Regions from separate parts of the Homo sapiens genome. Here region 2 is linked to region 1. A link is an interaction called in ENCODE POLR2A ChIA-PET data of the cell type or tissue named here. Cell type or tissue: MCF 10A. All regions are shown on one strand. Each heading gives the region's core, and the rest is flanking DNA. Links, peaks and the distances in the headings are about the cores only.

Region 1 (6,133 bases), core at 656-5,655:
TTAACTGACAGGATTACCAGGATTACCATTTTGACTGTTTTGGGAAATAGAGTAGGCCTAAATTGAAGGTAGTTTTGGCCTGTTACTTGAACTGCTTAAATGGATTGAGGATGGAGGAAAAATGGATTTTAAAGAAAAACTCAGAAAAGACTACAAATTTTCAGTAAACTTAGAACGTATTAGTTTGGATGATTAAATTTACTGTGATCAACTGCACTGAAAAATTTTGGAAAGAATCTTAATGTGTCCTATGATTTTGGTTGTTCTTGAGGGGAAAAAACTCACCGTTTATTTAGTATTGAAGCAGTCTTCTGAAAACAAATGTTCTAATTAAATAGTTTTCAGCAGCTGCTAGGAAAAAAAAAAAAAGAAACCCTCCAAGCTTTGGATCTTCACTAATTAACTTCCCAAGGTGTTAACTTGTGAATTTCAGATTAGATTTGTCTCTGAAGTAGGGGGCTTTTTTAAAAAGTCAGCCATGGCCAGGTGCAGTGGCTGACACCTCTAATCCCAGCACTTTGGGAGGCCAAGGTGGGCAGATCACTTGAGGTCAGGAGTTTGAGACCAGCCTGGCTAACATGGTGAAACTCCATCTCTACTAAAAATACAAAAAATTAGCTGGATGTAGTGGTGGGCACCTGCTGGAGAATTACTTGAGCCCGCAAGCTGAGGCTGCAGTGAGCAGAGATCACACCACTGCACTCCAGCCTGGGCCACAGAGTGAGACTCTTATTATTTTTTTTTTTTAAATAAAGTCAGCCTGCAGTTGATCGTGGGGTGTGCAATGATGCTTGTCTAAAGATCACTTTCAGCTTTGGTTATTGGTTTTGAAAAGGTCTCTTTTGCTCAGAGAGAGCTCTTGTGACTGCCAGCTCTGACCTTCATTCACAGGTCCCATTTCCATGACCAAGAACCCTCTGAACCTCCCCTGTCAGAAGGAGCTGGTGGGGGCCGTAATGAACCCCACTGAGGTCTTCTGCTCAGTCCCTGGAAGATTGTCGCTCCTCAGCTCTACGTCTAAATACAAAGTGACAGTGGCTGAAGTACAGAGGCGACTGTCCCCACCTGAATGCTTAAATGCCTCGTTACTGGGAGGTGTTCTCAGAAGGTACTTGGGGCACAATTCTAGGCATAGTGGTTGGGTAGTTGAAGGTGAGTGTATCAGAGGCCCAGGAGGTATTTTTAACATTTATGTGACTTTATGCCTAACACTGAATTCTAATCGGGTTAGAGTTTTAGTACATTTCTTCTCCTTTAGAAAGTGCCAAATGTGGGAGGAAGTGCTAAAACGACGCTCACAAATTCTCACTTGGTTAGAATTTGATCCCATGTATGAAGTGATAGCATCTGTATTGAGGGGAGGTGGGGGGAGCACCCTGGGTTTGTTCCCCAGGGAGTTTTTGTGGGGCCGTTGTAGTTTCACAAGTGAAAATTTGTCTGCTCCCATACAATTTGAAATATTCGGTGATGCAGAGTTGGATGCTAGGAAAGATTGATTTTGTATCTTACGGGGACTAATTGAAAGAGGACCCTGCTATCACTTTTCATTATGGTTCACGTGATGTAGATAGTCTTTGATGGGTTTCAGCTTTGACAGCAGCACTTTAGGAGTTTAGAATTTTTAAAGTGTGCGTGTGTATGTGTTTTTGTTTTTGAGAGTAGCCAGAGTCAATTTTTCTTTTTCTTAGAGCCAAATCGAAAAATGGAGGCCGGTCCTTGCGGGAGAAGTTGGACAAGATTGGGTTGAATCTTCCGGCCGGGAGGCGGAAAGCCGCTCATGTGACTCTCCTGACATCCTTAGTAGAAGGTCAGTGGGGTTTTGTTTTTGGTTCGTGATGTTTTTAATTTGTGCCTGTGTCTTTAATACTTATTGCAGAAAAACTGGAAAACAACTCTTAAAACTTGGTTGCAAGTAGAGATGAAAGCAATTGGAATTGTTCTCTAAGTTTATTGGAATGAATCACAGTTAATTTTATCGAATAAGTTAACATTTAAGTATCTGGTTGCTCAGGTAGGCTCTTCTGTATTCCCCCAGAGAATCAATGTTGGAAAGAAACTGGTTTTCCTAACCTAAGAAATCACACTCTAGGGGTGTCGGCATTTCCTGTTAAATGAACCAGTTTTTTTGGAAGATAACAGCTGATCATTTGGTACACCTTGAGTAAAAGCTGGTTACTTACTGGTGAGCAGAAGTACTGCTTCTGTTTTTTGTAGCTGTGGGTTATTTTGTAGCTGGGGATTGTGGTCAGTGAAGAGAACCTCTTGTATACAATACGACTGGCCCGATTCACAATTCTATTCTTCCCTCCCATCCAAAGAAAAAAACTAATCGAACCCCTGGCCCACGCACAAGTTCCTCTTGCCAGTGCTAAGATAGTAGGACATAGCATTTCAGTTTCTTGAATGGGGGGCCCCTTTACCCCAACCTGGACAGTAGCCAAGAATGCAACACAACCTTTAAAAGGAGCTGAAGGGAAAGTAAAATAATTTTTTAAAAACAAAACAAAGCATGTTGTTACTGCTCCCGGGAAGAGTTGGACGCTGAGAGAGGCTTAGGGCTCTCACTATGGGCAGGGGAAGCCAAGGAGAAACGGGCTCCCCGTGGCAGTACCCTCTTTTGAAGACTTTCTTTCCTTGCTCTGATGGCGTGACGTGGTGCTCAAAGAGACTTGGCAGAGTCCCTGCTTTACCTTTTACGAGTGCCTTTGGAGGTCAGGGCAAGGAGAAAGGAGCTGCCTGTCTGAGAACAGCTGTCCTGCCTGTAGAATCGGCGGTTCTGCTGGGGTTTCTTGCTAGCCAGGCAGGGTGATTGAATAAGAAAGTGTGCTCCAGAACAATGGCTCTCCAAGGCTGCTTCAGTCAACCCAGGGGGCCCCTCCACCATCTGGGTTTTTGCAAAGCTCACCAGTCCTGCACCCTGGAGCCAGGGAAGGTACCTCTTGGGTGGGAGAAACTCTCTTGGTTGCCTCCCTTAGCTCTTCCACTGACTTGGACAGGGAAAAGGGTGCTCCAAGTTGGTTTTTAGGAGAAACATCCCTCCCATCTTTTTTAAAAGAAACATTCTAGAGATCTGCCCCTTCAGTAAAAAGGCACTATTAAAAAAAAAGTAAGCTGTCAGATGTCACCATTTTATAGAGAAGTGACTAGTTTGCTTTTGTCAAACATGTTTATAGCCCTTAAATTTTCCTACTTCCCCAAAATGATACTACTTAATATAAAGAGAAAACATGGGTATGTTTGATTATCTGTTGAGCAGAGGACTGGTAAACATTTTTCAAGTTTACTCATCTCAGTATCCATGGGGCACTGGTTCCAGGTCCCATACCAAAACCTGAGGATGTTCAAAATGTTATATTTGTATATAACCTACACACATCCTTCCGTATAGTTTAAATCATCTCTGCATCACTTACTTATAATACCTAATACTATGTAAATGCTATGTAAATAGTTGTTACATTGTATTGCTCAGGGAATAATGGCAAAAGTCTGTGTGTGTTCAGTACAGACACAACCATTCATTATTTCCCCCCCGAATCTTTTCAATCTGAGTTTGGATGAATACAGATTCTGAACCCACGGATACAGAGGGCTGACTTGATTGTGCAGTTAGAAGTTTCAGGGTCTTTTCTGCTCACATTGTGTGATCTCCACCCTCTATTCCTGGGGTGGAGGACCTACTGAGAATCCCTAGAAAGTTCTACCTACCAGCTGAGTTGTCTGCCCTGTATATGATTTCGTTCTTGCATGCAACGTATGACTGGTAGACAATGAATACTACTAGAAAGAGAGAAAATGGGGGCTGGGTGCTGTGGCTCATGTCTATAATCCCTGGCATGAGCCATTGGTTGAGACCAGGAGCTCAAGACCAGCTGGCCAATGTGGCAAAACCCTGTATCTACTAAAAATACAAAAATTAGCTGGGTATGGTGGTGCATGTCTGTAATCCCAGCTATTCAGGGGCTGAGGCACGAGAATTGCTTGAATTCCGGAGGTGGAGGTTGCAGTGAGCAGAGATCGGGCCACTGCACTCCAGCCTGGGCAACAGAGCGAGACTCCGTGTCAAAAAAAAAAAAAAAGAGAGAGGAAAAGGGCAGTTTGGCCTCAGTGACCACAGCCATCCTAAAAGCTGTTGCTGATTATTCTAGGTGAAGCTGTTCATTTGGCTAGGGACTTTGCCTATGTCTGTGAAGCCGAATTTCCTAGTAAACCAGTGGCAGAATATTTAACCAGACCTCATCTTGGAGGACGAAATGAGATGGCAGCTAGGAAGAACATGCTATTGGCGGCCCAGTAAGTATCTGAACTTGAATTTGATGATGACTCAATGCTCTAGACCTTGAGGTTGAGAAGATTCCCCCTCCACAGTCCCGATGGCTCAACAAAGAAATATTCTTGAAATAAATTAGGGTGGAGCAAAAGAAAATGGCAAGGGAGCTTCTTTTACAAAGTCAAATACATTAACTTTTTGTATGATTTAGAAGAGTGCATGACTCAGCCATGAGTATTTTTGAGCTGCTTAGTTATTCAACCCAAAGTAGTTGAGCTGCCCTTTCATTATTGTGTTAGCATATCTTACAAAAATGTGTTGAAAACCCGATTTGTTTTGTCACAACCAGTAAAGAGAGATTGTGTGCCTTCTACCTCCTGATAGCAAGACTTTTGTCTTTCAAATGTAAAGATCAGGGTGGATTTGTGGGCAAATTAACTGTCTCCAAAACGACTTAATGCAGCTGTGGGTTTTCTCATAGAAACCAACAGTAAGTTGATTTGAAAATGATGGTAAATGAAGCAGAACTAGTCGAGCCAGGAAATGGGGTAAAAGAGAGCGCAGTGAACCAGGCTGTGTCAGGAGTCAGAATTTCAGGGGGATGCTTCCTTCTCCCGGTTCCTCACGGAATTTGTTTATTGGAACCAACTTGTACCAAGGTAAACTGTCCCTTAAGCTCATGGGTTGGAATCCAGGCCCCATTACTTTTACCAGTCCTGGTGACCTTGGCCAGTTAGCTGGGGTTAAGTTAATCCTGTTGTCTTTTCTAATTGCAGTGAGGATTAAATAAGATAGTGCTTTAAAACAGCTTAACTCAGAGCCTGGCGCAGAATAGTTGCTAAGCGCAGCAGTTGGCTATTAGTATTAAATTCTCCTTCCTCGGGTTGAAGCAGTTGTGCTTGCCTCCCGGGCGCCAGCCTCAGTGTAGTTGGTTCTGTGCTCTTGACCTGTAAGGAGCTAGATGGAACTCATCGAGTCAACTGACTGTCTTCACAGGCAACTGTGTAAAGAATTCACAGAACTTCTCAGCCAAGACCGGACACCCCATGGGACCAGCAGGCTCGCCCCAGTCTTGGAGACGAACATACAGAACTGCTTGTCTCATTTCAGCCTGATTACCCACGGGTTTGGCAGCCAGGCCATCTGTGCCGCGGTGTCTGCCCTGCAGAACTACATCAAAGAAGCCCTGATTGTCATAGACAAATCCTACATGAACCCTGGAGACCAGAGTCCAGCTGATTCTAACAAAACCCTGGAGAAAATGGAGAAACACAGGAAATAAAATTGGAACGAAGAAAGGTTAGGAGAGTAGGGAAGGAACAGGACTGCAAAAATCCTTCTCCACCGCACAGACTGGGAACCCCTCCTGGCCTGGGGGAAGAGTTTGTTACCTACCTTACTATTTAAAGAGCCTTCACTGGTTCTGCATCACCCGCCCCTGGACTTCTTAGTTGTTTCTCTAGCGCTGAGCTATCTCCTAACTTTGGACCTATTATCAGAAGGTGACAAGTACTGGCTCTTTATTCATTAAGCTTTTTTTTTTTGAACCCCATTCTTTCCTTCTCTGAAAGTGGTGCTATAAGTTTTAGAATCTTTTAAATACATTCCCTGGGCCAACAGACCCACACACTTAGCCATTGAAATGTCAAATTGATGTGCCCTAGATCAACAGATCAACAATACCTTTTTTTTCAGTGTTAAGGTAATGGTTGGTTTTTGTGTCCGCTAAATATTTACCTTGAAAAAAAGAAAAGTGTGTATCTAGCTTCTTCAGAGATCAAGTCCTCTGGTAGGAGGCAAAGGTTCTATCTGCTTAGCAACTAGTTAATAAGTGGTATCTGACACACTCTAAACCCCGTGTTC
Region 2 (5,880 bases), core at 700-5,699, 240 kb after region 1:
TACAAAGGCTGGCCAATGTGCTGAGGGCTTTCCAGACATTCTATCTATGTACACATGAAATAACCATAAGAGGTAGTAGTGTTGAACCAATGTTTCCACAGTTGGGAACCAAAGTGCAAAGAAAAGCAGAGAACTTGACCAAAGTCACAGAGATGTGGGTTGAGGGAGTGGAGTCACGGTTTGAATTTAGGTCTGGTGGCCACCACCCCAGCCTTGTGATCACAGAACACCCAAGAGCTCCTTCCTACTTGGTCCAGATGCACTGTCCAAGCTCAGTACAGGGCCCCAGGCAGCCACCACTGAGCAATAGGACCGTCATCTCCAAGAGGGAGGGACATGATCTGGCCTAGGGCAACAGCACCTCCCACAGTGTGTGGCACTGAATGGGAATTCAGTAAATACTTATGGAGGGAAGGGAGGAAGGAAAACAGGGAGGGAAGAGGAAGAAGGAAGGAAGGAAGGAAAGAAAGAAAGAGAGAGAGTGAGAGAGGGAGGGAGAGAGAGAAAGAAGGAAGGAAAGAAAGAGAAAGAAAGAGGGAAGTAGAGAGAGAGAGAAAGAGAGAAAGAAAAAGAAAGAAGGAAAGAAAGAAAGAAAGAAAAGGAAAGAAAGGAAAAGAGGGAGGGAGGGAAGGAAGAGAGAAAGAAAAAGGAAAGAAATAGAGAAAGAAAAAGAAAGAGAGAGAGGGAGGGAAGGGAAGAGAAGAGAAGGGAAGGGAAGGGAGGAAGGAAGAAAAGGAGGAAGGGAAGGAAGGTGAGGAATATATCCCCCAGTGAAATGAACACGATGGCGAAGTGCCACTTTGGGCGCAGGGTTGGGCGAGTGGAGTGCCTCTTCCATACCCTCCCCTTCTGCGAACTGGATTCTAGAAGAATTCATAGCCACACGATGGAGCCTGGGACCCTGAGTCCCTGCCTCAGGAACATCTACCGAGGCTGTTACATGGCCACGAAATGAACCGCATTGGGTTGGAGCCATCATACATTGGGGTCTATTTGTGACAGCAGGGCAGCCCACCCTGACTCATGGAACAGGAGCGGGAGAAGCTCCCTGCCCTCTGGGGCCCTAGGTGCCGCTCAGCAGCTCCGGGCTCTGAGCCAGTGAGCCGGTGTACCACGCAGACGGCTTGATTTTTCTTCCCACCCGAGCACGGGACGGACAGTCTGCACTGGGCGGGCAAGAGCATGGCTGAGTTAATGGGTTCTTGGGTGAAACTTTCAGAGGGACACAGGCCACTGTTGAACTCAAGTTCTTTTTGTAAGCTCTAGCCCAGCGGTCCCCAACCTTTGTGGCCCAGCGGTCCCCAACCTTTGTGGCACCAGGGACAGGTTTTGTGGAAGACAATTTTTCCACGGCCCAGGGCGGAGGGTGAGGTTTTGGGATGAAGCATCAGTCAGTCGTTAGAGTCTCGGAAGGAGCGCACAACTAGATCCGTCGCGTGCGCAGTTCACAGTAAGGGTTCGCGCTCCCGTGAGGATCTAAGGCCGCCACTGATCTGGCTGGAGGTGAAGCTCAGGCGGTGATGCTCGCCCGCCCGCCGCTCACCTCCTGCTGTGCGGCCGGTTCCTAGGAGGCCACAGAGCAGTCGGTCGCAGCCCAGGGGTTGGGGACCCGCTCTAGCCCCATCTGACCTGTAATATTGTTCCGGCTCGCCTTTCCGTGCATTGCAGTTTCCCTTTGAAATTCACCATTTGCCAAGGGACAAGGGCCCCTCTTTAAAGGCAGAAACATATCAGGAGCTATTTTAGATCAGGTTCCCTAGGAACAGGGCAAGCGGCTTGTTGGGGTGCTCTCAGGAGAAGAACAACCTCTAAGGGAGAGAAGGAAGCAGGAGAGGGAGAGGAAGAGGCCAAGCACAGCTCCGGCTCAGCTGGAATCTACAGCCAGCCTGACCCACGGGGAGCTCTGGGGCATGAATGGCCACACGTGGTGTCTTCCTACCTTGAGGCAAAGGAGCGGGCTTTTGTATCCCCATCGGGTCATGGGTGCTCAGGGGAGAAAGCTCAGGGGAGAAAGCATGTCTCTCTACCCCGGCATCTCCAGGCAAACGGCGTCAATCCCTGAAGGACAATTGTCTTAGGAAGATTGCATGTGAAGCTCTTATCCACAGCCCTAGAGCTGCGGGGGATGCATGTGCCGTCTACAGAGGGACGTCTGGGCAGGGAACTTAGAGCATATGCTCTAAGAGTATTGGTGAGCGCCCTGGGGACGGGGATGAAGAGAATGCAGAGAGAGAGCCGGTGCATGCTGGCCAGACACTTGCTGGGTACTCCATGCTATTTCATTTGACCTTCACGACAGTTCAAAGGAAGCTTCTATCATTGTTATTGTTCCATTCTACAGATGTGGATATTGAGTCTTAGAAAGATAAAAGGATTTTTCTAAGGTCCCTTTCTAGAGGTTGAAAGAAGCAGAGCAGGAATTTGAACTCAGGCCGATCTGACTCTGGATCTGTTACCACTGCAGAGCTCTGCCTCCCCGATGCCAGAGAGCAGCGTGGCGGGTCTGCGCTGGGTCAGAGCAGAGCAAGGCAAGGTCTCTTAGCCCCTTGACGCTTCCATACCAGAGTTGGCCTGGCCTTTGTCTCCAGGCTCGGCACCAACCAGGAAAGCTGCTAGCAGAGCCGCTGGTCTGGCCAGAGACTCCACCCAGTTGTTGCAGACAGGGTGGGGTGTGTGGTCCAGTAGCCCAGTTCCTCTCACTGGGGATCCTCAGCTGCAGCTGCCTTACAGGTTGTGCAGTCACTTCTGACTCAGAGGCTGCCCAGCCTCCCGGTTTGCTGATTCTGCAAAATAAACAGTCCTGAGCTGCTGCTTGCTTCATTTGGAATGCCTGGTCTTCCTGGGAGTGGTAGAGGACAAGAGTACGTTTAGGACGCTGTGAGAAATTCACTGACGGAACTGGTCTCCCCCAAACTGCAAAATATGGTGCTGAGGGTGTGCTCCCAGGGAAGCTACACTAGGCAGACTCTCAAGCTAGACTGCCTGGGCTCAAATCCCAGGCCCATCTCTCAGCAGCCACATGGCCCAGGGCAAGTCACTGAGCCTCCCTGAGCCTGTGGATAATCAAAGGCACTTTCCTTGAGGAGTTTTTGCAAGAGTTAATTGAGATAATTCATGGAAGGTGCTTAGTGCTTATTAATTTTTATAATCATGATTTTAAAAAGCAATTCTCCTTGCATTTAATTCAACAAGGTTTCTGGAAGACCTTATTTTAAAGGATCTCCCAGCCTTGTGAGAGAGACAGGTCACTGGAAAATCTATGAAATTTGGCTAAGGCCAAAAGGACACCCCCTCCTTTATCAAAGTACTTTAGAGATGTTATTTCATTATGTCCTGGCCTCCATGGGTTCTGAAGAGAAGTTAGAAGTAATTAGCATGTAACGGGCTGTTTTTCCTCTGGCTGATTTTAGGATCTTCTCTTCATGTTTGACTATAGTGTGCCTAATTATTGTTGTTGTTTTCGTCCTTCTTGGGGTTCACTGATCTTCTTGAATCTGTAAATGTATGTCTTTCATCAGATTTGCAACATTTCAGATATCGTTTATGATTTTTTTTTTTTTTTTTTTTTGAGATGGAGTCTGGCTCTGTCACCCAGGCTGGAGTGAAGTGGTGTGATCTCGGCTCACTGCAACCTTTGCCTCCTGGGTTCATGCCATTCTCCTGCCTCAGCCTCCCGTGTAGCTGGAAATACAGGCGCCCGCCACCATGCCTGGCTAATTTTTTGTATTTTTTAGTAGAGACCGGGTTTCACCGTGTTAGCCAGGATGGTCTTGATCTCCTGACCTCGTGATCCGCCCACCTCGGCCTCCCAAAGTGCTGGGATTACAGAAGTGAGTCATCGCACCAGGCCATGATTTTTTTTTTTACCCTATTTTCTATGTCATCTCCTTCTAGGTCTAGAAGAGTCAGTGTTAGACCTTTCAATGTTGTCCCATAGGTTGCAGAGGCTCTAGTTCAAATTTTTCAAATCCTCTTCCCCTGTTTTCAGATTGGATAATTTCTATTTATTTATCATCAAAACAAGTGACTCTTCTGCCATTGCCAATCTTGTTGTTAAGCTCCTCCAGTGAATTTAAAAATTCAGATTTTTTTATTTCTAGAATTTCTATTTAGTTCCTTTTTTATAGTTTTTGTTTTTCTGCTGAGATTTCTTACTTGTTTATTACATGCTTACTGTCATTTATAATCCTTGAGCATACGACTGGCATAAAATCCTTGTCTGGTCTGGGCACGGTGGCTCATGCCTGTAATCCCAGCACTTTGGGAGGCCAAGGCAGGTGGATCACCTGGTCAGGAGTTCAAGACCAGCCTGGCCAACATGGTAAAACTCTATCTCTATTAAAAATACCAAAATTAGCCAGGCATGTTGGTGGGCACCTGTAATCCCAGCTACTTGGGAGGCTGAGGCAGGAGAATTGCTTGAACCCAGGAAGCAGAGGTTGCAGCAAGCTGAGGATTGCGTCATTGCACTCCAGCCTGGGCAACAGAGTGAGACTCCATCTCAAAAAAAAAAAAAAAAATCTTTGTCTGGTCATTTCAGTTCTAGGTTATTAAGAGGTTGTTTTCCATCAATTGCCTTTTTTCTTAAGCATGGGTCACATTTACCTATTTTTTTTTGAAGGCTTACTAATTTTTAGTTGCATTCTAAATATTATGAATTGTATATGTAGAGATTCCAGATGCTGTTGTGTTTCTCTGAAGAATATTTATTTATTATTTATTTTCTAAAGCATACAGTTAACTTGGCTAGACTCAAACTATAAAATTGATCCCTTCTGCAGTGGTCCATGGCTAAAATATCTGTTAAGTTCTTTTACCTTGCTGGACTTCTTGGATTCTGACTTTCAGTCTTTTCAGGGATTAGCTAGAGACCAGGTCAAATTTTAAACAAATAAGTTAGGGCTCCTTCTCTCTGCTTCTCTCTGTTTTGGAATTCCTCCTTCCTTTGAAGTAATTTGAGAATGTGATTGTCCCAAACTCCAGCCTATGGTTCTTCAACTCAGTGAAACTGTGGCTTTTTTGTCATAGCTTTAACCCTCTTGTTCTAGAAGTGGGTCTTGGGCTATGATCTATATCAAAGGCAAAAAACTACACAATGAGAAAGTCACCCTGGTTATTCCAAGTGTCAGCTGCCTTCCAGTTTCTGCCTAGTTTTGCTCACTGCCCAGTGCTCTCAGGGAATCGTTACTCATGCTTTGTCCAGCATCTGTGGTTGTCACCAGAAGCCAGAAGTCCACACCATCTCATTTCACCTCTGCATGGGATGAGCATATGGACACTCAGAGAGGTGAAGCAAAGCACCCAGTGCTTCCCAGCTGTGATGAGCTTCTTAGAAATATTTGCTGAGTGTCTACATCCTGCCAGGCACTGTGCTGGGTCCTGGCAACACAGCCATGAGCTACTTCGACAAAGTCCTTCCACCCAGGGTACTTACATACTGGTAGCAAAATTGGATGATAAGCTAGTAAACCCTCTAATAAATAGGATAACCATGGAGGATGGTAAGTAGGCCAGGATACGACTGTGAGGGAGAGGAGACAGCTTTGGTTTGGTGGTCAGGCAGGTGACATTTTAGATGAAATAAGAATGAAGTGAAGGGATGAACCTGTGGATTTCTAGGGAAAAGCTTTCCGTGCAGAACACCATCCAGAGCAAGGCTATACGAGGGACAAGTTTGGATTGCTGCATTCAAGGAAGAAGGAGGAGGTCTGTGTGGCTGCAGCCGTGTGAGCCAGGGCGAGAGGAAGGACATGGAGCAGGCAGGGACAGACGCTTTCCTCTCTGATATGGTTTGGCTGTGTCCCCACCCAAATCTCATTTTGAATTGTAGTTCCCATAATCTTCACATGTCGTGGGAGGGACCCAGTGGGAGGTAATTGA

Evidence for each region. ChIA-PET counts read pairs that join two places held together with the same protein. Peaks named below come from ENCODE experiments on the same cell type or tissue, not always from the same donor. Only the 100,000 strongest peaks of a DNase experiment are listed, where the experiment ranks them.
Region 2: POLR2A ChIA-PET joins it to region 1 with 5 read pairs; 4 of 35 experiments call an interaction of 5 or more read pairs at or near these places.

The regions. Positions count from the first base shown.
Region 1 is chr20:56,632,462-56,638,594 of GRCh38, forward strand. TFAP2C (transcription factor AP-2 gamma) reads left to right here. Exons shown (of 7, transcript NM_003222.4): 4 at 892-1,108; 5 at 1,689-1,807; 6 at 4,149-4,293; 7 at 5,267-6,133. The coding sequence ends at 5,552. Among named protein-coding and RNA genes, the nearest start is that of TFAP2C, 6.2 kb to the left of the region's middle. RefSeq lists an enhancer at 4,337-5,097. In MCF 10A, for the core only: no CTCF peak of the experiment used is centred there; no DNase peak of the experiment used is centred there.
Region 2 is chr20:56,872,494-56,878,373 of GRCh38, forward strand. No RefSeq gene overlaps it. Among named protein-coding and RNA genes, the nearest start is that of TFAP2C, 250 kb to the left of the region's middle. RefSeq lists enhancers at 1-142, 2,752-3,397. In MCF 10A, for the core only: no CTCF peak of the experiment used is centred there; a DNase peak (open chromatin) is centred at 2,748.